Linked DNA regions of Mus musculus: region 2 is linked to region 1. Evidence: chromatin loops called from intact Hi-C (ENCODE). Cell type or tissue: left cerebral cortex. All regions are shown on one strand. Links, peaks and the distances in the headings refer to the core of each region. The heading gives the core; the rest is flanking DNA. Region 1 holds the start of Shh (sonic hedgehog). Region 2 holds the start of Rnf32 (ring finger protein 32).

The links. A loop is a pair of places that touch in the nucleus more often than their neighbours do. Peaks named below come from ENCODE experiments on the same cell type or tissue, not always from the same donor. Only the 100,000 strongest peaks of a DNase experiment are listed, where the experiment ranks them.
Region 2: it touches region 1 in a loop (5-fold over the local background); 6 of 42 quality-filtered maps call a loop at or near these places.

Annotation. Positions count from the first base shown.
Region 1 is chr5:28,459,861-28,470,866 of GRCm38, reverse strand. Shh (sonic hedgehog) reads left to right here and starts at 3,766. Exons shown (of 3, transcript NM_009170.3): 1 at 3,766-4,406; 2 at 9,284-9,545. The coding sequence starts at 4,104. It overlaps 9530036O11Rik (RIKEN cDNA 9530036O11Rik), which reads right to left and starts at 3,883. Exons shown (of 7, transcript NR_015562.2): 1 at 3,519-3,883. RefSeq lists enhancers at 10,754-11,006, 10,754-11,006. In left cerebral cortex, for the core only: no CTCF peak of the experiment used is centred there; DNase peaks (open chromatin) are centred at 5,100, 5,649 and 6,189; H3K4me3 peaks cover 1,767 bases; H3K27ac peaks cover 1,030 bases.
Region 2 is chr5:29,189,630-29,200,635 of GRCm38, reverse strand. It overlaps Rnf32 (ring finger protein 32), which reads right to left and starts at 4,643. Exons shown (of 10, transcript NM_001289757.1): 1 at 4,524-4,643; 2 at 3,991-4,056; 3 at 2,616-2,710; 4 at 1,798-2,062. The coding sequence starts at 2,630. In left cerebral cortex, for the core only: no CTCF peak of the experiment used is centred there; DNase peaks (open chromatin) are centred at 4,192 and 4,737; H3K4me3 peaks cover 1,446 bases; H3K27ac peaks cover 1,187 bases.

The DNA.
Region 1 (11,006 bases), core at 4,907-7,406:
CAGAAACTCTGATGTGATTGTTTGTGAGCACAGCCCTGTAGCTGTTGGCTGACATGATTTTTTTTTTCAAAGCTCCCCAGGTGATTCTAATGCTTAGGCTTAATGGATTACCTCTCCCGGGGGCATCTGCGCTTCAGCAGCTCCAAGACTGGAGGAAAGGTGGTGGCATGTTGGAGTGCCAAAGTACCTATGGTAAAGAAATGCCCAGACCTGGGTCAGAAGAACTAGCTATGGCATCCAGACCCATCCCTTGGTCCTCTGGGCCATAAGGCCACCTGCCTACACTGAGTTTCTCTTTTCAGCCACAAATGTAGCTGGTGGCCCTGTAGAGGACGGAAATCATTTGGAGACTACAAAGATTCACAGAACTGAGGCCTGAATTAAATATCCATGGCTTACACCTTACACAGGGACTACTGAAGGTTGGAGAGGGCGTGGACAAAGTATCTCACAGCCATGTGATTCTCTGGCTGTTAACACAGAAGCAGCTTTCCCAGGCTTAGGGCTTCTCCTTGGCTGTGAGGTTTTCCTCTCCCCTAGATATCACCCCAGAGAACAAAATGGAGCAAGTGAAACTCTATTTGCCAAGATTGAAAAAAAAATCAGGAAGAAAATGAAACTTAACTGGGTGATTGGATAGAATGAGATGGTGCAGAGCTGTTCTAAGGAAAAGAAATCAACTGGGAGAAAAGAAAAGAGGCCAGCAGGCAGGGCTGGGCTGGGATCCCTAGTTCAAACTGGGGAAAGGAAATTAAGGGTTGGAAAGGAAAGACAAGTGTCAGAGAGCAAGGAGGAGCCAAAGAGCCTAGTCCTGCTTCCAGGCCCTTCCAACTGGAGACTGCAGAATTTCCCCAACCGGGCAGGCCAGGGCCGAAGGCAGAGTGAGGACGCCATCTAGCGGCAGGGCCAGAAGGGGGAAGGGGCCATGCCCAGGACTATGCCTCCAGGGGTGTGGGGCAGAGTCAAAGGTTGGCCAGTGCTCCTCAGAGTGAAGGAAAGAACGCTGGACGGAAAGAAACAAGAAGAGTGAGAGCCTGCAAATGCCCAGCAGGAGGAATAGCTGAACCTACACAAATGAGAAGTAGCCTCTGGGAGTTAAATGGCTGGCCCCACCAGGCAGAGATTGTGCTCTGGAACCTCTTACAGGCACAGGGAGGGGCCCAAATGGTCTAGAGGGGAAAGCAAAGAGAGGGAGCCATCTGGTGTCTGGAGGTGGAAGGCAGCGAGTGTCTGGTGTCTGGGAAGTGGGGAGAGGGTGGGATTCCCCGGGAAGGAGGCAGAGAATAAAGGCCACATTTCTTCCTGTGGCCAGCCTCATGATCCCGTTCTCAAGACAACAAATATGAACTGTGATTGCTTTTATCCCAGCATTTCTGCAACCTGGAACAGGAAGCAAGCTGTCCCTGGGTACGAGGAAAAAAACAACAGGGTTTATAGTAAATCTTTACTTTCCTTCTAAAGATCCTTCCAGACTCCAGGAAGGCCGGCCCTTATCAGGCTCTCTTGGAATTAGCATCCATTGTCCCTAGAGATGGAGTGGGGGTGAGCAATGGGCCAGAGCAGAACCAAGTCACCTCCTTCTTCACAGCCAAAAGGGAGGTGACCATGTCTGGGCACTCCAAGGCCAGCTGTGCCCACATAGAACACTGGCAGCTTAGGGGTTTGTTTCCAAATCACATCTGCAGGTATTCCAGGTCTCCAGGTTACAGAAATGCTTGGATAAAAGCAATCACAGTTCATATTTGTTGTCTTGAGAACAGGATCATGAGCCTGACCACAGGGAGAAATGTGGCCTTTATTTTCTGCCTCCTTCCCCAGGAAATCCCACCCACTCCCCACTGCCAATCCAAAGCTGACTAGAGCTGTCTACAGTTGCATGATCCATTCACCAGTCTATATTCAAAGACATCAAGAAGAGAGTGCTGGTCAGCATACACAGAGAACAAGGAAATACTGAAGCAAAATGAGGCTCCAGGATGCTCAAGTCTTGTCTAGCCCACCACCGGCTAGTAATATGAAAGCCACATGCCAGGCAGGCCCACTCTTCTGGATCAAGAACAGTGGGTCCCCTTTGTATCCATTTTTTCTAGTTGATGGGGGATGTACACAGAGGATACAGGCTGGAGAGTCTGGCTCTTATTTGGTCTTCGTGAAGCTGGGACCAACTCCCACTAAGAATCTGTACTTGGTCCTCATAAATCAAAGGATAGAAAACTCCAGAGAGGGCAGGTGTGCGGGCTTTAGTCAACCCTTCCAAGCCTGGGATGGTGAGGCTCTGCCATACTGCCATTGAGACTCACAGTAGACAGTAGCAAGCACTTTCCTCGCCTCACACTAACTCAAAAGCAACCAAGTTTCTAAGTCCTCTGAAAACCCCACTGCCAGCTGAGCTTCAGGTTTGCTGGGCTCTCCCTGCACTGGGACAGGATCAAGAGCCAGAGGCTGGTCTCATGGGATAACACTGGAGGACTCGGTCCCTAAGCAGGTATTCCATTCCACATAAATAGTTCGCCCATCCTAGAGGAATCTTGCCTGTGAGTAGGATGGGAGAAAAGCCAGAGCAGATTTCTATGATCTATAAAAACAAAGCGTTTCACATTCTATTTTTCTGGTTCAACTAAGACTTTTCTGGAAATTTTTCTTTTTCCTGAAAGAGTGTTGGACACCCCAAGAGTAGTGACCTCTAGACAGCATATCCTCTTCTAAGATGCCCCTTATGGCCAGAACACTGTCCTCTAGATCCCTAACACCTTCAGTCTGCAGGCCCTACACCTAGCCAGCTTCTTTCCTTGAAAATTAGCTTGCAAAGCTCCTGTGAAATACAACTGTGTTAAGGAGCCTGAATTCCACATCAACTTACCCCAGCCCTGCACTTTGCTAGGATAGATTGGAAGGGGTTCTTCACGCATGCAGCCTTGCCCACTTTCAGTTGCCCCAGGCAGATCACCTCTACCCACCAAGCACACACCAGCTGCCCTCCATGCTGGGGTGCAGCACATAGACCCACTGAACCTATGTACCCCACCACATTCTGCAGACACTCTTTACCTGCCCCTCAGCTGGGATGCATCCATCCACCTGCAGAGGCTTGAATGTGGTGCAGTCAGTGAGATACAATAAAGGACAGTATTTTAGGGCACTTAAAACAGCAACTCTTTAGGTTGTGGCCACCTGTGATTATCCTCTATCTAAAGATGCTAAATATTCAGGAGATGCTCAGGTGAGCTGTTTTCACAACCCCGTGACGTCTGTCCTGTACACTCACATCTGGGGATGGGGTGTAAATAAGGCAAACAGGAGGGAGGCAGCGTTGCCCTCAAACAATTGAGAGGCTGTTTTATGGTCAAAGCTTGTGGGGGGGGGGGGAGCATCTGGACTGTCCTTTAAAAACTTATGCTGGCTTTAACCAAAGCATCTTCCATTTAGAGAAAGTAAGGGGGAAGCAGCCCTGAGCACAAAGCAGGCAGTGCGGGGTATTTTTCCAATAAACAGGCCTCCTCCCTCCCACCCACCTTTACCTTAGTAAAGACTTTCTTTCTTTCTTTCTTTCTTTCTTTCTTTCTTTCTTTCTTTCTTTCTTTCTTTCTTTCTCTCTTTCTTTCTTTTTTAAACTGGAAGCCTTCAGGTGAAAATAAAGCCACAGCAGCCAGAGGGGGGAGAAATGTAGTCTTTCTCAGGGTTAACATCAGAAGACAAGCTTGTGCGGCTTGGCCAATCAGATGCGCCCCTGCCAGCTATAATATAGTGCGAAAGGCAGCCTGTCTCACAAGCTCTCCAGCCTTGCTACCATTTAAAATCAGGCTCTTTTTGTCTTTTAATTGCTGTCTCGAGACCCAACTCCGATGTGTTCCGTTACCAGCGACCGGCAGCCTGCCATCGCAGCCCCAGTCTGGGTGGGGATCGGAGACAAGTCCCCTGCAGCAGCGGCAGGCAAGGTTATATAGGAAGAGAAAGAGCCAGGCAGCGCCAGAGGGAACGAACGAGCCGAGCGAGGAAGGGAGAGCCGAGCGCAAGGAGGAGCGCACACGCACACACCCGCGCGTACCCGCTCGCGCACAGACAGCGCGGGGACAGCTCACAAGTCCTCAGGTTCCGCGGACGAGATGCTGCTGCTGCTGGCCAGATGTTTTCTGGTGATCCTTGCTTCCTCGCTGCTGGTGTGCCCCGGGCTGGCCTGTGGGCCCGGCAGGGGGTTTGGAAAGAGGCGGCACCCCAAAAAGCTGACCCCTTTAGCCTACAAGCAGTTTATTCCCAACGTAGCCGAGAAGACCCTAGGGGCCAGCGGCAGATATGAAGGGAAGATCACAAGAAACTCCGAACGATTTAAGGAACTCACCCCCAATTACAACCCCGACATCATATTTAAGGATGAGGAAAACACGGGAGCAGACCGGCTGATGACTCAGGTAGAGACCCATTGCGGGTGGGAAACAGACTCCTTCCCGGGAGGGGGGGGGGGTGCGTGTGACCAAGCAGTCAGCCCTGCTCTGTTTGCTCTTTGGGCAGGTAGGAAGGCGGCTTGCTCTCTCCTTCCCCACCCACCTGCCCACCTAGCACTCCTCTTCCGGGAGGAAAAAGGAGGTGAAGGGTCCAGCAGGAAGTTTAGGGTTTGCTGGAATGGGGCACCAGAAGATGGGGTTCTCTATCTTATTAGTCTCATTTTATTAGTCTCATTTAATTAGTCTCCCGGGACGACCTCCTCTAACTACCTGTATTCTAGCTTGAAACTTAGAAAGACCTTTACTCTGAGGGAGTCTGCCCTTTCCAAGTGGAGGCAGAAAATGGAGGGAGAGGGGATGCCCCTATACACTTCAAAGGGCCTCCAGGTCACTGCAAACATAGCCTGGAGCATTTCGTCCCCTAGCTCCTACCTTTTCCTTTTCTGTGTTTTTCTCCCAAGACCACCCCACCCTTTACCCCACCACCACCAAAGAACTGTAACTGAGAAAGCCTGGGGGCAGTTCTGACAAAAGGCAGGAGCTCCAGAGGCGCCCGTCTTGTCCCCACTGTATCGCGTAGCCTGACTGCGATCCCATCGTCCTCAATTGTGCCGGTCAGAGAATGTATTGATATTTCTTTAAGGATGCTCCTCATTTCTCCAGAGCCCGCGGTACCTTAGGGGAGGGACTTGGAACTTGCTGGCTTTGCAATCGCTTTAATTTTTAACCTGCTTGCATAAGAATTAAAAGCGAATAAATATTCGGCGACGAGGGTGGATGGACAGACGGCAAAGCAAAGCACGAGCCTCTCTTCCCATCCCACCTCCTTTGAGATTTCCAGGCTGCCAATCTCCCAGCCAAATCGAGACTTTCTGAAACTCCATGCACGTATGACTGGAGCTGGAAATGGGTTTCCTTGCAAATATAGGTCAGCATCCTTTTTACTGCCCTATTAAAATATTCAAGTCCTACCTTTAGGGCTAGGTGCGCCGAGCGGCTGGCGGAGCGGCGCTGGCGGGGCGCAAGTGCAGGGGGCGGGGGCTGGAGAAAACAAGAGTGGAACAGCCCGCGCGACGCGACGCGCATCTCGCCACCGGGTACCTGCTGTATGGGAAGCCTAGGAGACTAGCCTTAGGGTGGCGGGCCAGAACTGGAGCAAAGAGGAATCGTGGAGACTGAATACAGGGCTGTTCTCCCTCCATCTTCTCCCTCCATCTCCCTCATCTGCTCCCGACCACCTTAAATCTGGACCGCGAGTGTGGGCGCGCGCGCGCGGGGGAGCCGGAGAGCTGCGCGAGCTACAGTTAACTCTGCGCGGACCGCGGGGCGCCCGACTGGTGTGGCTTGAAGGAGCGAGTTCTCTCTCTGGCTCCGGGCACCCATCCCCTGGTTGGGTGCCCCGGGGGGGGGGGGGCGTCTCAGGATGAGGAGGTCCTTGGAAAGGTGTGAGGAGGTAAAAGATTACTGATGCAAAGAGGCCAGGCGTGGACACGTAGGGTACCTCAGCCCGGATGGGTCTGCAGGGGGGTCTTCGGCGGTCTGGCTCCGGTGCCCAGAGCGCCGGGCCTCTGCGTGTCGCAGAGCTGCAAGAGCGCTGAGCCACGGTAGACGCCTTTCAGCTCCACTTACTCCTGCGTTATCGATCCCGGGACTAGGGTTGCAGCGCGCTCGGGGGTTGGGGGTGGGGGCGAGCTCCGGCGGCTTGTCCCTGGCTCTGCACGCGCGGAGCGCGCCCCGCCAGAGCGCAGGGCTCCGAGCGCGCTCTCTCCCTAGGGCGCGCAGGCAGGGGTTGAGCCGCGAGGAGTCGCAAGGCAGGGAGCCCCGCGGGCCTGACCTGGACTGCAACCCCGCCGCCTTCGCGGCCCTTCGGCCTCAGCGCCCTAAACGGAGACCACCAGTTACGTCCTTTCCCTCACGCTGATCCTTCCAGCCCGGTACCCGGGGCTCAGCGGCCCTACACCGGATCACTCTCGCCTCCACCGCCGCCGCGTGCGCGCGCGCGCGCGCGCGCGCGAGCAGCATTTGAACTTCTGACCTTCTGTCAAGTTCCTTCAGACGAACGAAACGAAAACACATACTTTTTTCCCCTGGGCAGTAGCCTTTCTGATTCCCAACCCAAAAAGAGGGGGTAGAGACAGCAAAAGTGGGGGTGGGGAAGGCCAAGCCAAGGATCTTCTCACCCACCCTGCAAAAATCCACCAAAATAAGGGTGGCTGTAAAGGTGGCCGTCCAAAAATTTCCTCTTAGTACAACCCTCGGCGGCTTCTTATTCCGGCTTGGCAGAGTTAAGAGGGGATGGGAAGGAAGAAGGTGGCCAGACGACAAGACTAGAGGTAAAGGGTGAAGCGGGGTGGGGGAGGGGATAGGGGGGAGAACCTTGGGTCTCAGGAACCTGCCATTGGTCGTCCCCACCCTCCTTTAACAACCACCTGGTTCGGCCCAAGGTGCCACTCTCTTCAGTCTCTCCTGCCTCCCAGTCTGTTTCTCTAAGGTGACTGAGCCCAAGTCCCTCAACCATGGCAGGACCGTCCCCAGTGGAACTTTCTGAGCAGTTCTGGATCGCAGGAGCTCCTAGTTAATATTAACTCCGGAGAGGGAAGCGCAGACAGACACTCTTCCAGCACAGTCCAGGCCCCAGAGAGTGCCAGGCTGTTGTGCCCGCGGCCAAGGGGCTGGGGTGGGAGGCAGCGAGGGGCCTGATCTGCAGGCTCTGCAGGCTGAAGTGGGAGGGGGGAACACCTGAAGAGCCAGGTTGAATAATTTCCTACGTGCTTAGGGGTTAGTCAGGAAAAAGAGGCCAGGTGTGGGTTTGAAGAATAGTTTTCTGCTTTGAAGAGTTGGGTCTGTCCCCGCCCCCCAGTTAGGGGAAGAGTGGAGTGCATTTAGAGAACGGAGTCTCTTGAAGTGAGACACCACCTCCCTCACAATATGGGGAGCCCATCTTTGGATGTGACAGCCCCTGCTCTGAGCCCCTGGACTGCACTGGTGTAGATCCGGGAGGTGAGCTGGAGGCTTCAGGAACAACTTGGCCTCCGCAGACACAAAGCTGGGCCCCAGTGACCCTGCTGGGCTTCACGGTGGCTGCACAGAGTCGGGCTTGATTAGCGGCACACGACCCAATGAATTAATAACCGGGCTGAGCTTCAATTGCCTTGCCTGCGACATTCCCTCCCATCGCTGGCGGGGAGTACCCTGAATCTGCCTGCTGAGCTGCGCTGGGCCTGGTGCCGGGGAAGACTCTGGGGCACCAGGTACCAATTCGGTAACCATCAGAGTTGGCCTCTCCGCGCCTAAAGCCTGTCTCGGCCCAGAGCTCCTTGTCTGGGGTCCCCCGTGTCTGCTTTAGTGGCGCCGCTCAGGGTACTGGGCTCCAAAACCCTATCCATCCTACCCTCGCTCTTCCCTACTGCCGGATGGGAAGCTTGTTAAAGCCACATCGCAAGCTTTTCCCTCACCCCATTGAAAGAAGGGAGCGAGGTGAAGTGCAGGCTGGAATGAAGAAGGAGATAAGCAGAATGTACCACGGTGTGCGCCTGCGCGCAGCGGCTCTGATTCTCTATTCTAAACTGACCCTGGTTCAGTGACTGATTTTCATGTAAAACAGATTCAGTCCCCCAGATTGAACTCCAACTCGGTCCTTCGGACTTTCCTCTTCAGGAAAACCGCTGGCAGCCCAGAAACCTGCCAGAGCGGACCTGTTGTTACTGCATCCCTTCCATCTGTTGTGCTTTGAACTCTACAGCCCTGTTCTTGGGCCTTTTTGTTGCCGGAAAGACTTTTCCTGACACACACACATTTCTCTGTCCATGAAGGACTGAGCTGGCTACATCTAGAGCCCGGTCATCTAGGGGCTATTATCCCATCCCTGTAACCTGAGGGATCACGGGTTATCAGTCCTACCCTCTGCAGAAATTACTCCTGCCTCTACAGAGGTCCAGTTCTCTGGGTAATGTGCTCTTACCATGTTGTCTCCGCTCACAACCCCCAATCCAGCATGCCACCAGCCGCAGCATAACCTTGCAAGCACTGAGCTAGCCATCCACCACACACACTTGCCTCCTCTCTTTAGGACATCCGTTTCTTAATGTGGCCCCAGAGTAGTGCCTCCACTATCCCAAGTTCCACTGTGTCCTGCAAGGGAGGAGGCAGAGTCACCAGACCCTCTCTTGGGCAGGGCTCAGAAGCTGTGGGCTTTTCTGGCTCCCCATCCCCCTACCTTTCCCACCCCACCCCCATCCACTTGTTAAGTTTGCTCTTCAAACTTGCCGGACACCATTCTATGCAGGGCCAAGAAAACAAGAGGGGAGGAAGAGAACTAGTCAAAGAAAATAGGAACACAATCAGGCCCCAGACAAGCCTGGCAGAGAGGAGCTCCTTGGGGGAAAGAATGTGGCTGCCTAGACCAAGAATGTTTGTCCTCTGCCCTGCCTGTGCTGGACACCAGCATTAACCTGCTTGCTTGTCCTTGACCCACTGCCTACCCCTCAGAGTTGCTATGGGTTTCCTCAGGCCCAGCAGGTATAAGGGAGGCCTGACCTCCAAGATAACACTCCTGCTGCACTCTAACCCTCAGAGTGTGCCAGAAGTCCTGTCTCACCAAAGCGCACCTGGAATCTCATCTAAGGAGAAACCCCTCTTGTTTCTCAGGCCATTATAGCTACATCTAAGTTTCTGAGTTGGAGACAGGTGGTCAGTTGGTTCCCTGGAGAACCTGCCTCTCCAGCAGCCGCCATGCCCCACCCCCATGTTCTCATTCACTCAACCCCTGGGTCCTGGGCCTGTGGTTGGTGGAGAGACCACCAAGGACCATGTCTGACACTTAGGGTTCCCCCTTCTCCCCACAGAGGTGCAAAGACAAGTTAAATGCCTTGGCCATCTCTGTGATGAACCAGTGGCCTGGAGTGAAGCTGCGAGTGACCGAGGGCTGGGATGAGGACGGCCATCATTCAGAGGAGTCTCTACACTATGAGGGTCGAGCAGTGGACATCACCACGTCCGACCGGGACCGCAGCAAGTACGGCATGCTGGCTCGCCTGGCTGTGGAAGCAGGTTTCGACTGGGTCTACTATGAATCCAAAGCTCACATCCACTGTTCTGTGAAAGCAGGTAAGTGAGCCTTCTCCTCCTGGCCTTTCTCCATCATCCTCCCCCTCCAGCCTCTCCCACCAGAAGGTCTGGAGGAAAAACAGAGAGGAAGGAAGAGCCATAAAAAAGGGAGGAATGCTCTTGAAAATAAGTAGATCTCGGTGGTGGGGACATAGCTCATGACCCCTCCCCCAACCAGGTACTTCTGCAACCTTTCAGGCTACTGGCCAGCAACTCTGCATGGTCAAATTCCCAGACTGGTTTGTTTCCAGAGCCCCCTGCTTCAGGTAGTAGAGACAGAGGATGTCAGAGAGCATTGTGGAATGGGGGGAAGGAGGGGGCTTCCTGGTGATTACAGATATCAGCCAGAGCTTGCCTTGATCTCTTCTCTCATTTAGGGCTTAAGAACCTCCTGCCGCCCCTCCCCCCAACCCCATGAGCAGAAGGGTCTGTCCAGGGCATAAACCCGGGTACTGGCTCCTCCCTGCTGGGCGCCTGTGGATTCTAAACTAACTTAACTCACTCGCTAAGCGTGTGTTGGGAAAGGCCTGGTGGGAGGTAATGAACTCTTTACTTCCAACGTCGGGAGACCGCAAGCCTAGAAGCATCCGTTCTTATTAGGAGCCCAGCTGGGATTCAGAAAGTCCCTGGCAGGATTGCTGAAGGCGATCCCGCTGGAGCGGCTGCCCCCCAGCCAGCGCTAGGCGGAGTTCCCTGGGCCTGCAATGCCACGCGCTGTTGGGGGGTGGGGGGGGGGAGGTGGAACAGCTAGAGAGGCAGACAGCCAGCCAGCGCACGTGCAGTGGCCTCTATGAATTGTGTTGCCTGACAAGGCAGCTCACGGTGACTTTCCATAGACTTCTGTCCTCCCCGAGGCCCCCCACCCCAGCTTCTCAAGTTTCCTAAACTGTATATTAGCGACACAATTTAGTTGGAAATAATTTCAACGTCGAGAAATACTGAGTAGGTGATACTGGCTCTTGCAACAATAGCTGCCAATGATGCACAGGAGCGGTGGTGGCCTGTAGAAGAGGTCAGCTTCAGGAGTTCCACCTCACCAGGCTCCTTGCAGGACCCTGGTTCGGGAGCTCCTATTAGGCTGGGATGGGAAATACAGTTGGCGGGCCCAGGCCCTAAGTAAGCTCTTCCCTGGACCTTAAGTCTGCGCTGAACACGCAAGACTTCCCTGCCATCCCTGTTCTCGGAGTCCCTCTGGTAGGAATTCCTAGGGGATATCCTCCCAAATGAGCAGCGGTAATCCAGCCCGGAGGGTCTCGAAGGCAGTGCAGACCCCGGCCGGGGAGGGCAGCTCATTGGCATTCTACACACGCGGGCTGGGGCGCCGCGCCTTGTGTGTCAAGCGGGGTCGTGCGACTCGACGACTCCGGCTCGCCAGAGCCCCGGGTCGCATTCCGGGGGGCTACGGAGTGCTTCCAACGGCCAGCCCCACACTTCATGCCGGGGAAAACGATGAGAAGATTA
Region 2 (11,006 bases), core at 3,411-5,910, 730 kb before region 1:
ACGTGTAATCAAAAGTAAAACTTTCTTCCCTTACCCCAGCAGCTAAAGGAATAAAAGGGGTGCAAATGAGATAACTGGCAATGAGTGAGTTTCCTCTCCATGCTGTGCAGGCCTCCCACTGTGTCCTGTCACTGACCCCTGCACACACTATAACACAACGTCCCTAAGCAAACCTATTTTCCATGCCTAGTCACCTAGGAATGTTTTATTTCTAACTTTCTAGTATAAAATGATTTCAGACTTACAATAGATTGTAAGAATGTGATGAAGAATTCTATGGTCTTAATATGCTGGTATAATGCTGAGTACCAGGGAATTAATGTGAGCTAATTATCAACTGCAGCCCTGCTCCCTTATCCTTGGTTGTGCTGTCTGAGGCTCCCATGATTCACTGTCAGCTACCATCTGAAAACAGTCAATGGCACATTCCAAAAACAAGTCAGAAGGTTTTTTCCCCCAGTCTAAGCAGCACAATACAATCTCACACTGCCCTGTGCTTCATTCTTGCCTAGTGTATCCAGGCTGTGTATATGATGTGCCCTTTGTCCCTCTGCAGTTTTCTTGGTGATAAGAGAGACTGTGGCAGTATTATAGTCTTAGGGTTTGTTGTCACTGCAGAGCAACACAGCAGAGTTGCTAGTCACCCAGATGTACCCAACACAGGAAGTAAAGCGCTTCCTTCAAGTGGGAAAGGGGAAAGTTTTTGATTTCACAGAAAGCAATTGTGTGCAGAGGTTGCCAAGATAAGACGAAATCGTCTATGTGCCAAACTTTAAATATAGAAAAATAGATTCCCAAGAATTTTACAATTATATTTCTGCAATACTCATATTGGCCTATGGTGGGATCGGCGGGAAGAGGGAATTTAAGGCAGCTTGAACCACACAGTGAGACTTTCTCTCAAAGAAAAAGTTCTGGCCCCAAAGATAAAGTGTATTAACAGGGATCCAGTTAAGATGGAAGAGACACTAAATTTGTGGATGTTATTCAAGCAAATGGCAAAGTGTTTCATTCACCAAAAAGCACCGAGGCTGTGAGAATTCTGGCAAGAAGTTCCTCAGAATAAGGAACATGGAGACAGTCAGTTCAAGTAAGGATCACCACACAAATTCTCGGAGACGTTTGGGCTGAGGAGTATGAGCGCCATTGCTGGCCTATGCACAGCTGGAGACACTGCTGCCTCAACCGGAGGGAGCTTACAGAGGAGGGACACCAACCAACGCTGGTCTCAATTCAATGGAACCAGGCTCTTTTAAAAGAAGTGAGATGGAAACTACATTTACAAAACAAAAAGATACAGACAAATGCCTGTAGTCAAGGCACTCAGGAAGTTGAGGCGGGGAGATTAAGAGTTGAAGGCCAGCATGGGCTATAGAAGGAGACTCCCAAAGCCAAGAAAAATATGCAAGGGAAGGACAGCAGGACTTCAAAATACAGAGGCACAAATCCAACTCTGGCAGTATGTGGAGTGCCACAGGGCACATGACAAAACCAGGCACAATGTACACACCCAGGAATTCAGACTCACAAAAGCAAGTCACCTGCCCCTGTTGCTGCAGCGTAGTCAAAGAGTATTGCCAACAGCCATCTTGTTTATGGACAGTTCTCCAAAGTGAAAAAAAACCTTGGCAGATGAAGAGTTGGCATTAAAGCCTTATTAACAACACTCTTGGCTGCTAATAAAATGAAAATGTCATGGTTGTCTCTTTACCCCAAATATAGCATTGCTTCAGCCTGACAAGGCTACACTGGGTTAATTAGCATTAAGCCAAAGGAAAAAAGATCAGGTTAGCTTACCTAAAGTTAATGGTGGTGGTGTGGGGTCTAGAACATATTCCTTCTCTGGATCTTCCATGTTAGGACCCTCTGTAGATTTTCTAAGCCCAGTATCTATGATGGCTGTTGCATCTCTTTTGAGAGATTTTGACTTCTTCTCTTTCTTTCGTGCTTTTATCTTACAAGGATCTGCTACCGAGAGATGTCCAAGTTGAAGATCATGTAATAGGTGGTCCTGTAAGGCAACTGCAGTGACTGCTAAGTTACCTTTGTTAGATGAACGATCCTAAAAACATGGGAGTAGGAGGTCTTATTTAGTGGACCAGCATGTAACACCATTTAGAAGAAAACGGAGGCCTTGTTGTTCCCTGGTGGCAGATCACCAAGTCAGTGGGAAGGAATGTCAGAGCAGTACCTAAGCAGAGCAAATCCCAGGCCCAACATCTATGGTAGAAATAAAGGGCAATCTTTCCAATTAGTTACTGGAGCCTTAATTATAAACCAATAAGTTCAAACCTGTGGGTGCTTAACTAAGACCCTGCTGTTTTGCTGTAACTAAATTAGACTCCAGGCAAACCTTAAAAGGAATCTTGCTCTTAAGTATAAGCTCTCTGGTGAAAACTTAAACATTTCTTGCAGGACCAGGTCCCTGAGCCAGGAGATGTGTGCAAGCAGCACCCTGAGACTGTCTGTTACCCATATCACATGCACCTCCCACTTCTGCTCACAGTTTCCCCAAGATCACAAGGTTTGTAAACTATTTTTATACCTGCAGAAAGTCCAGCTAGGCTACCCCCTGTAAATAAAAGCATGGGTCTGTTCTCAGGAGGATGGAGTACCTTATTTCTTAGCATGCTGTATCAGGAATCAGGAAACACTGTGGTGTGGCTTTAACGATCTCTAACATCACGTTACGATAACTTCCATTCTTCTGCTGTAACAGAAAGTAAGAGTGCATGTAAACATCCAAGTCTACGAGGGCTCTGGGGATGGTAAAAGGAATGCCAGCCACAGAGCAGCGTGAGCTGCCCTGTCTAATTTACATAGTCCTAACCCAATCCAGCCCTGTCCTCAAAGAGCTTACCATGGTACTAGAAAGAACAATCTAGAAGCAAAACCAGAGTCTTAGAGCAAAGTCTTAGACCAAAGTGAGACACTAAGTAAATAAACAACCCTTGAAGACAACATTTAGCCCAAGTCTTAAAGAGAGAAATGTGTGTGCTAGATGGCAGGAGCAAGAGCAGAGATGCCCAGGAAAGCAGCATGCTGTTTGTGTTTTGGCAAGAAGGGAAACAATGAAGAAGATGGGTGTATGGCACATGCCGACTGCCTTCAACCTGGCCAACACACAGGCGGACAGAATATGGGGGACAGATACCGAGTCCCAATCTGCTTTCTACTTTTTTTGGGCAAGCGACTTAAGCATCTCTGGCTTAGTTTTGCATTTATAAAAAAAAAAAAACCACAAAAATGCTGACATTGCAGGATTATTATATTAAGAGAAAACCTCCTTAAGGGCTTCCAAGGGACTGTTCTGCATAAGATACTCATAAATGGTGACTGTTGCTCCAATTCCCTTAAAAATGAGGGGACAGACTGGGTATTAACCCTTCTAGTTTTGGGACCAGGCTGTCCATAATATTCTACAGTGGAGAGAAAAAGCACCTTTTAAAAAGCAACCTAAGGGAATAGTATCAAGGAGCTAACTTTCAGAAAGGTGCTCACAGAGCAGCTTAGGCATTCATGCATACATGGGGCCCTGGGTTCTAACCCCAGCACTGCAACACACACTTGAAAAGATTACAGGAAAGTAAGTCCCATAGGAACTAATGTGTGAGACACCTGATTTAAGACAAAGAACCAGCAGCTGTTCAGACCCTTCAGAAGCCTAGGGCAGTTTTCAATGTGCTCACGTTCCCCTTACTTCTCAGTGCTGGCATGGAGATCTATGAGAGAAGTTTGTATGCAGTATTCCTTACCGTGGCCTTGGCTGGAGGAAGGCATGTAAAATACTAAAGGGTCACTGTTATTATTTTCCAAATTCAAAATGCCTGTAATTTGGCAACGCCAAATATGCATCATAAAAAAGTTCACTTTTTCAACAAGATTCATACCATCAGTAACCATAGGTAGCTACTTAGTCTACAATTTCACCAGGTTTTTATTGTACCGTTGTAACTAACATCAAGGTAAGAGCGTTAAAAATTGCCTTACCATAGTCCCATAGTATTAGCAAACTGACAATTGAAAGGATAACGAAACGTGTCAGATGTAGTCCAACTGTATGAGAAAACATAGAGAAGAGGTGACCCGTTAGTTTAGCAACAGGTGAGAAATACACAACCTCTGCCTGGCACTGACAGCCACAACAGCAAACTGCCTGTTTGTAATTAGCTTGCGCACGGTTAGGAGGCTGTGCTAGGTAGGAAAACACAGGACTAGGCGACAAGACATTTAATCACCAATTGTTTTCAGTGATCAGAAGGCAATTAATAAACGCGTCAATAGAAATGCACTGGAGAGATGGCATATAAATTTAAAATACGCCCCCAGAGACAAGAGAAGTCGTTGGAAATCTGGTCCGTGAGGTCCCTCGTTATATCACAGCCTTGTGCAGCGCAGGCAGGATCCGCGGACCGACCACAGCGACCCGGACCTCCCGCCCCAACACTACCCCGCGTTCGGCTCTCGCTCCCTTCTCTGCACCAGAGCTTTATACTTCAGACAGCGCTGCGGGACAAACTCACAACGGCCTTTCCTGTCCCTCAGCTGCACCTTTTCTGAACGGCTCCTCGTTGCCACGGCAACCAGCGGCCTCTGCGCTTCTAGGTGCGCACGCCCGCCGGCCGGCTCCGCCTGGCTCTCAGTGCGCATGCTCGCAGGTCCCCCCTCCTCCCCCCCCCCCCCCCCCCGCAGTCTGGCCAGACATCCCCCAACCCCCTTCATCTCACCTGCTGCGAGCGGCTGGCTCCGCCCGCGCTTACATCATGGCTCCGCCCCTCGCGTATCGTCAGCGTCCGGCGCTGGTGCGGTTACGTCGTCGTGAGGCGCGCGTCCTAGGCGCGTGGAGTGGCGTGCACGGGCTCTCCCGTCTCTTCCTCGGACGTGTGGTTTTTGAATGGCGTCCTTTCCGCTGCCCTCCAGCCAGGCTGCGTGATGCGTCCCGAGGATGCGCTGACCCGTGCGGCTCTTTGGAGTGCGCTTTCTGCTGTCCCCTCAGTCGAAAGACTTGATAACGGCCCCTCGACTGTTTTGCGAGCTGTGTGGCGTCGCCATCCGCCCTCCTACTGTTGTCACGATTGTGTCTTGGCTCCCGGTATCGTGTGGCCTGTTGTGTGTTGCGGGATGCAGGCCTTTTCACGTTCGCCCCTTCTAGTGGCTCCTTCCAAGATCTAGGGTCTCAAGGCTTCTCTGAAGGTGAGGGTGGAGAGAGGTGTCCTTGCGGCTCCTGGCCTTCTGCACTCTGAGACATTGCCTCCTACCCCTCTTAAGTCTGCATCCCCGCGCTGTCCTTTGAACCAGGCTTGATTCCCTGGGGTCCTTTAAAAGTCTTTCACTTCTTGGTGCCAAGCAGAAATATTGTATTGATTTTTCTCCTGCCTGGAATGCCTTTTTGTACTTTAATTGTACATAATTCACCTGGAAGTGCAAAGAAAACACAAGAAGGCGAGATCCTCCATAAAGTAAAGTCTACAGAAGTTACCGAGCTGGAAGATTGGTATTCTGTCACTAAGAAGTCCCAAAAGTCATTATAAATCTGGTACACATGATAAGTCTCTGGAACAATATAATTTTAAACTCCACTTAAAAGTTACAGATTTTTTTCTTGGCAATGAACTTTCTGGATTGGCTCTTACTACTTGAAGCTTGTAGAAGCAGATTAATAGCAGGCCAACTGTTTTAAAAGTCAAATTCACAATGAGTTAGTTATGAATTTTCACATGCTAGTTCAGGTGCTTTCAAGAAGTAGTATAATCTTAGCTTTTGTTTCAGTGAGTGATGCTTTTAGGAGAGCAGTAGGCCCACCTTTGTGCTCTCCTAAGACTGGTTTTTATTGAAGCCTAAGAGGGTAAAGCTTTTGGATGCCATTAGCTAGACCTGAGTTTAAACCTACATTTAACTCTTTGGATGTCTGAATTTTAACAAGTTGCTTTATTGTCCTGAGTTATGGGCTTCTTATTTTCAAAGGGGCCTTGTTGCATCCTGTCATTGGACATCTATTAATTACCCCAACAGTAGTCCTGGTCATTATTCTGTGACTGAATATGTGGCCAATCTAAACTAGTTGGAAACTCTGATACTATGATGAACCATCATGATATTATACGATGGGGGCTGGGGGGCTGGCCTAGCTGGGCTAGTCACAGGAACTCAAGTGAGTTTTTATTGGGGGGAGCACTGGAAAATTCCTTTAATTCTTCCTACTGAATGTGGGAACAAGAAAAGACACGAAACTGCAGCTGCATCTGCTCCATTAGCATCATAGGGTAAGAGCCTGAAGGTGTGGAGCTACCAGGTGAACCTTAGAAGATTATACAGGAAATGGCAGAACTGGGATTTGGACACAGTCCAAGATGGGTGATGTAGTTTGAGCCCTGGAGCTAGCCCAGCTCTTGGTCTTTTCATCTATTGTGGGTCTAGTTTTCTGTTACTTTGAGCAAAAAGAAATTCAATGAAAATAGGGATTCTGTTACCACAACTTAGGGTTGTGATGAAGTTAAAACATGATACTGTATGTGAATTGCTTTGGACAATGCCTACTAATTCTGTCTTGAGGTATTTCTCTCCAACTTTATAAAGTTATAAAAAATAAAAATCCCATTTAAAAATTCCCCACCTTATCCAAGTATTTAACTCATGATGTTTTGCTATCTAAAATAGGTTGGCCAGGAGATATGCTGCATCCTCCGATTTTGAAGACTAGTGGTTTGATTTTCAAAATATTTTTTAAAATTTTCTTTTGAGTCCAGTAACATAGTCCTATATCCTGGCCAGTGCAGGTACTGGTAAAGGATTGCTGGTCCTTTTACCCATCTCTTAAAATATGTGAGTTATAACATGTTGTCACTCATTCTTTTTATCCTAACTTTTGTAACCCAGTAATCACTCCTTTCCATTGAACAAATGGGTCAGTCTGGAAAGTGGAAAAACAGACTAGTTCTGAGTTTCTGCCCTAAATTATTTTCTTTTTCTCTGCATGACTCCTCTGAACATTTCTTAAAAGTTCAGGTCTTCTGGTGGCAGCTTCCCGAGCTTTTCATTTGTTTAAAAAAATGTTTTGTTTTTTTGGTATCCCCGGGTGGTCTGTAACTTGTTATATAGCCTAGTCTGTCCTAGGATAAATCAGTCTTCCTGTATCCTTCCTGATTACAAGGAATTCACGTGTGCACCATCATGCCCAATCTTTTCCATCAATTTTTAAATGAAATTCTTTGAGGTAACATCCATGTAGAACAACACTGATCATCATAGAGTGACTAGCTCGGTGGCATTTGATATGTCCACAGTGCTGTCGTGGTGTCCTCAAGTTTTAAGACATTTCTGTAGGGCACAGTGGAGATAAACCCTACACCAATGTTACAGTCTGCTCTACCCTAGCCCCTAGCAGCCACCAATTTATATTCTGTGTCCATAGACTTAGATGTACCTATACAATACATAAGTGTTTGGCTTCTTTTATGTGGCATTTTTCAGGTCCTTTGATATCATAGCTTGACAATGCTGCTATACACTTATACCACAATTGATTATGATCAGATGTTCACAGACATGAGTATTGCCATAAGCATTCAGATTTATATCTCTTACCACTTTTATGTAAGTGAAATCACTGGTCAGAATATGTGACTGGTTTTCACAGCAGTCACACCACATTTAGTTCTCACAAGCGAGGTCTGAAGCGTCAGTGCTTCCATACGTCTCCTAACACTTGTTTCCTGCTTTTGTCTTGACATTGAGACAAGCTTGCAATATTACCCTAAGCTTACTTTGAACTCATGATCTTTCTGATATGAGCTACCATGCTTGGCTTCCCCTTTAAAAAGTCCTTTAAGGTAGGAGATTGTATTATGGTTTTGAATTTACCTAGTTCCTGGTGATGTGGTACTTCTTCATGTACTCTTCTTTTAGTGGAAAGTGCTGATAAATCTTTGGCCCACAGATTTTAGTTGGACATGCTCATTCTTCTGATGAGCCATCCCAGATGATTCTCATTTCTGTTACAGTATTTTCAACTTGTATTTCCTTTTGATCCCGTCTTGTTTCCTTTTTTTAATGTATTTATTTTATGTATATATGAGTACACTGTAGCAGTACTGATGGTTGTGAGCCATCATGTGGTTGCTTCAGAATTTGAATTCAGGACCTCTGCTCACTCCAGTTGACCCTGCTCGCTCCGGTCTAAAGATTTATTTATTATTATATTTAAGTACACTGTAGCTGTCTTCAGACACATCAGAAGAGGGCATCAGATCTCATTATGGATGGTTATGAGCCACCATGTGGTTGCTGGGATTTGAACTCAGGAGCTTTGGAAGAACAGTCAGTGCTTTTAAATGCTGAGCTATCTCTCTCTCCAGCCCCCTCTCCCCCGTTTCCTTTTTTATGCTCATATTTCTGATCTGCTATTGCATGTGACTGATGAGTTTTACTACAGCAGGGCATGTTTGTTATTTTATAAAGAAAAAAAAAGTACTATTGAGTTTGATGTTCAAATTTTATAGACATGATGCCAATATCAGCGTGACTCTGGAGATCCTCATACTGGATGCTATGCTATGCGATGGTAGGAGTTGCTGAGGGAGGAAGAGTCTTTGTGGCTTGACCAGAAGCCTTGTTGAGTCAGAGCCTATCTCAGGCCTTTTGTAACAAAAGAACTAACTTTGGGTCCTTTTGCTTTGACCATAATCCTAACTCTACCCTTACTTTTCCCAAGAGGATGCTCTCTCCGTGCCTGAGGACTTCCCATCATGTCTTCACTGCCACAATGAAGACCAAGCTTTTAACATAACCATTGGAGACAATATCCTAACCATAGTAGCCACTATCTCATTAATCTCCTCTTTGTTAACGTCAGACTCTCTGCCATGATTTTGTCTGTTGCTGCCTTCTGGCTTCAGAAAGTACATTTTCTTGCCTTCTTGCATACAATGTCTTTTCCTGTTGAAACTGGACACGTGCATTGAGTGATGTAATCTAAAGCCAATAGGTTATTAGCATGAGTTCTGAGGCTCCTTAGGTTGTTGACGATTGTAGATCAAGACTTTCAGTGTTTTCTAGTCTTGTTTTAGCTCCCCACACTCAACCCTCACAGTGTTTTGGGGTTTTCTTTGGGGCTTTTAAATTCAATTGTATCCTTTGTGCCTCAGCTCTAGTTCAGAGATAGACATGGTTGGTTTTCTCCTTTTGGTCCTAATTGGAAGCAGGAAGCACCGGAGCTCACCGTACTCACCTCACCATGGTGTTGTGTGACTCTTCCTGGGGAGACATGACCATCCGTCTGTCCACCTCAGACAGGGAACTGACAAGAAACTAAAGAAAGGATCCTACTAAAGACTAACTTGGTTTTATGTGCGTATGCATAGGCTGGAGAGATTAAAGCCAAGTTTGAAGAGTCCCACCATGTACTTGCAAATGAATCTGCAGTTTTGCCCCTCCCCTATTTTTAGGGGGTCCATGTTATTGGCTTTTTCCAGGTAAGTAAAAATGTTTGCACATAAGCACATAAAGAAAAGACAGCATAATGGTGGGTTGGGCAGCATCACGTATGAAATGTATCATTATTAACCTTTCAAGTAAGCTATCAGTCCATGAGCTCAGTATTTATGAATTCACAGATAAGTGTTAAAAATGAGGCCACTAAACTGATATTCTGTAGTTTATACACCCAGCCTTTTCTATAAATGAAGAATTTTGAATTAGATACCTTTTTTTTTGAAAAACAATATAAAGTTGTAAATGACTCTTTATTTCATACAATATTTGTTTGCACTACTACTTTGAATCCATAAGGACTTTCCACAGAGAAAAGTCCATTTCTTTTGTCTGGATAGTTTCTTAGCAAAAGTAACTGATCTTTCTGATAGGTTATATTTCCACACATACTAAATCTAGTTATAGAAGCTGTCACTATCCTTTATTCTTAAAACGAGTCATGTAGAAATTGTGTTAATACTCAAGGACAGCAGGTTTGGGTTTAAGGACACCATCTATATTTAAGTGCATCTGGGTAGTGCTTCAGTTGTGGCAGTGCCCTTTTGTGATGGCTTTGGAACGCTCTTTTTAATTGAAATCCTCTGGCTGGATTTGGAAGCCAGGCTTTAGAATCAGAAGATTTGGATAGCCATAGGAATGAACAAAGATAAAGACTTGGCAAAATAAGGGGCATGGGGAAGCATCTGGAAAAGCAAAAGGTATACAAGTAGGGAAACAGCCCTAAGACTTCAGAAGACATGGTTGAACAGGAGAAAGGAAGGGAGGTATGTGCAGGTATGAAGACTCCAGATGTATAGACTCCAGAGGTGTAGATACCAGGAGTGTGGACTACTAGTATAAGCACTTCAGGTATGTGGGCCCCAAATGTGTGAACTCTAGATGTGTAGGGCATAGGTGTATGGACCCTGAGATGTGGACCTCAGGTGTGTGGACTTCTGGTATGGTGTGTAACTCCAGATATGTGAAGTCTACTTGAAGTTTGTGGGCCCCAACTGTGTATACTCCAGATATGTAGACCTCAATGTATGTGGGCCTCAACTGTGCATGTACATATATGGGCTGCAGCTGTAGAGGTCTCAGGTGTGTGGATTCTTAAGTGTACACCTTATTGGATGTAGAGGCTTTAGGGTAAGGTCTGGAAATTGAGTATATGAAGTTAGAAGGAGAAAATGTATTCTGCCATATGGGGCTAGAATGCTATATACATATATATATAGTATATTGGACTTACTAGGAATCTAAAATTCTCTTCCTCCAAATTTTATCATTAATGTGTGTGATGTATGACATGCACGTGGAGGTCGGAGAACAACCTTCAGGTTAACCGTCATTAAGTATACATTTACAGCTAGCAAGATGGGTCAGTAGGGAAAGTACTGGCTGTGTAAGGCTGACCATCTTAGTTCAATCCTCAGAACCCACGTAAGGGTGGGAGAGGAGACCCAATTCCTCCTGAAGGTTGTTCTCCGACCTCCACGTGCATGTCATACATCACACACACTAATGATAAAATTTGG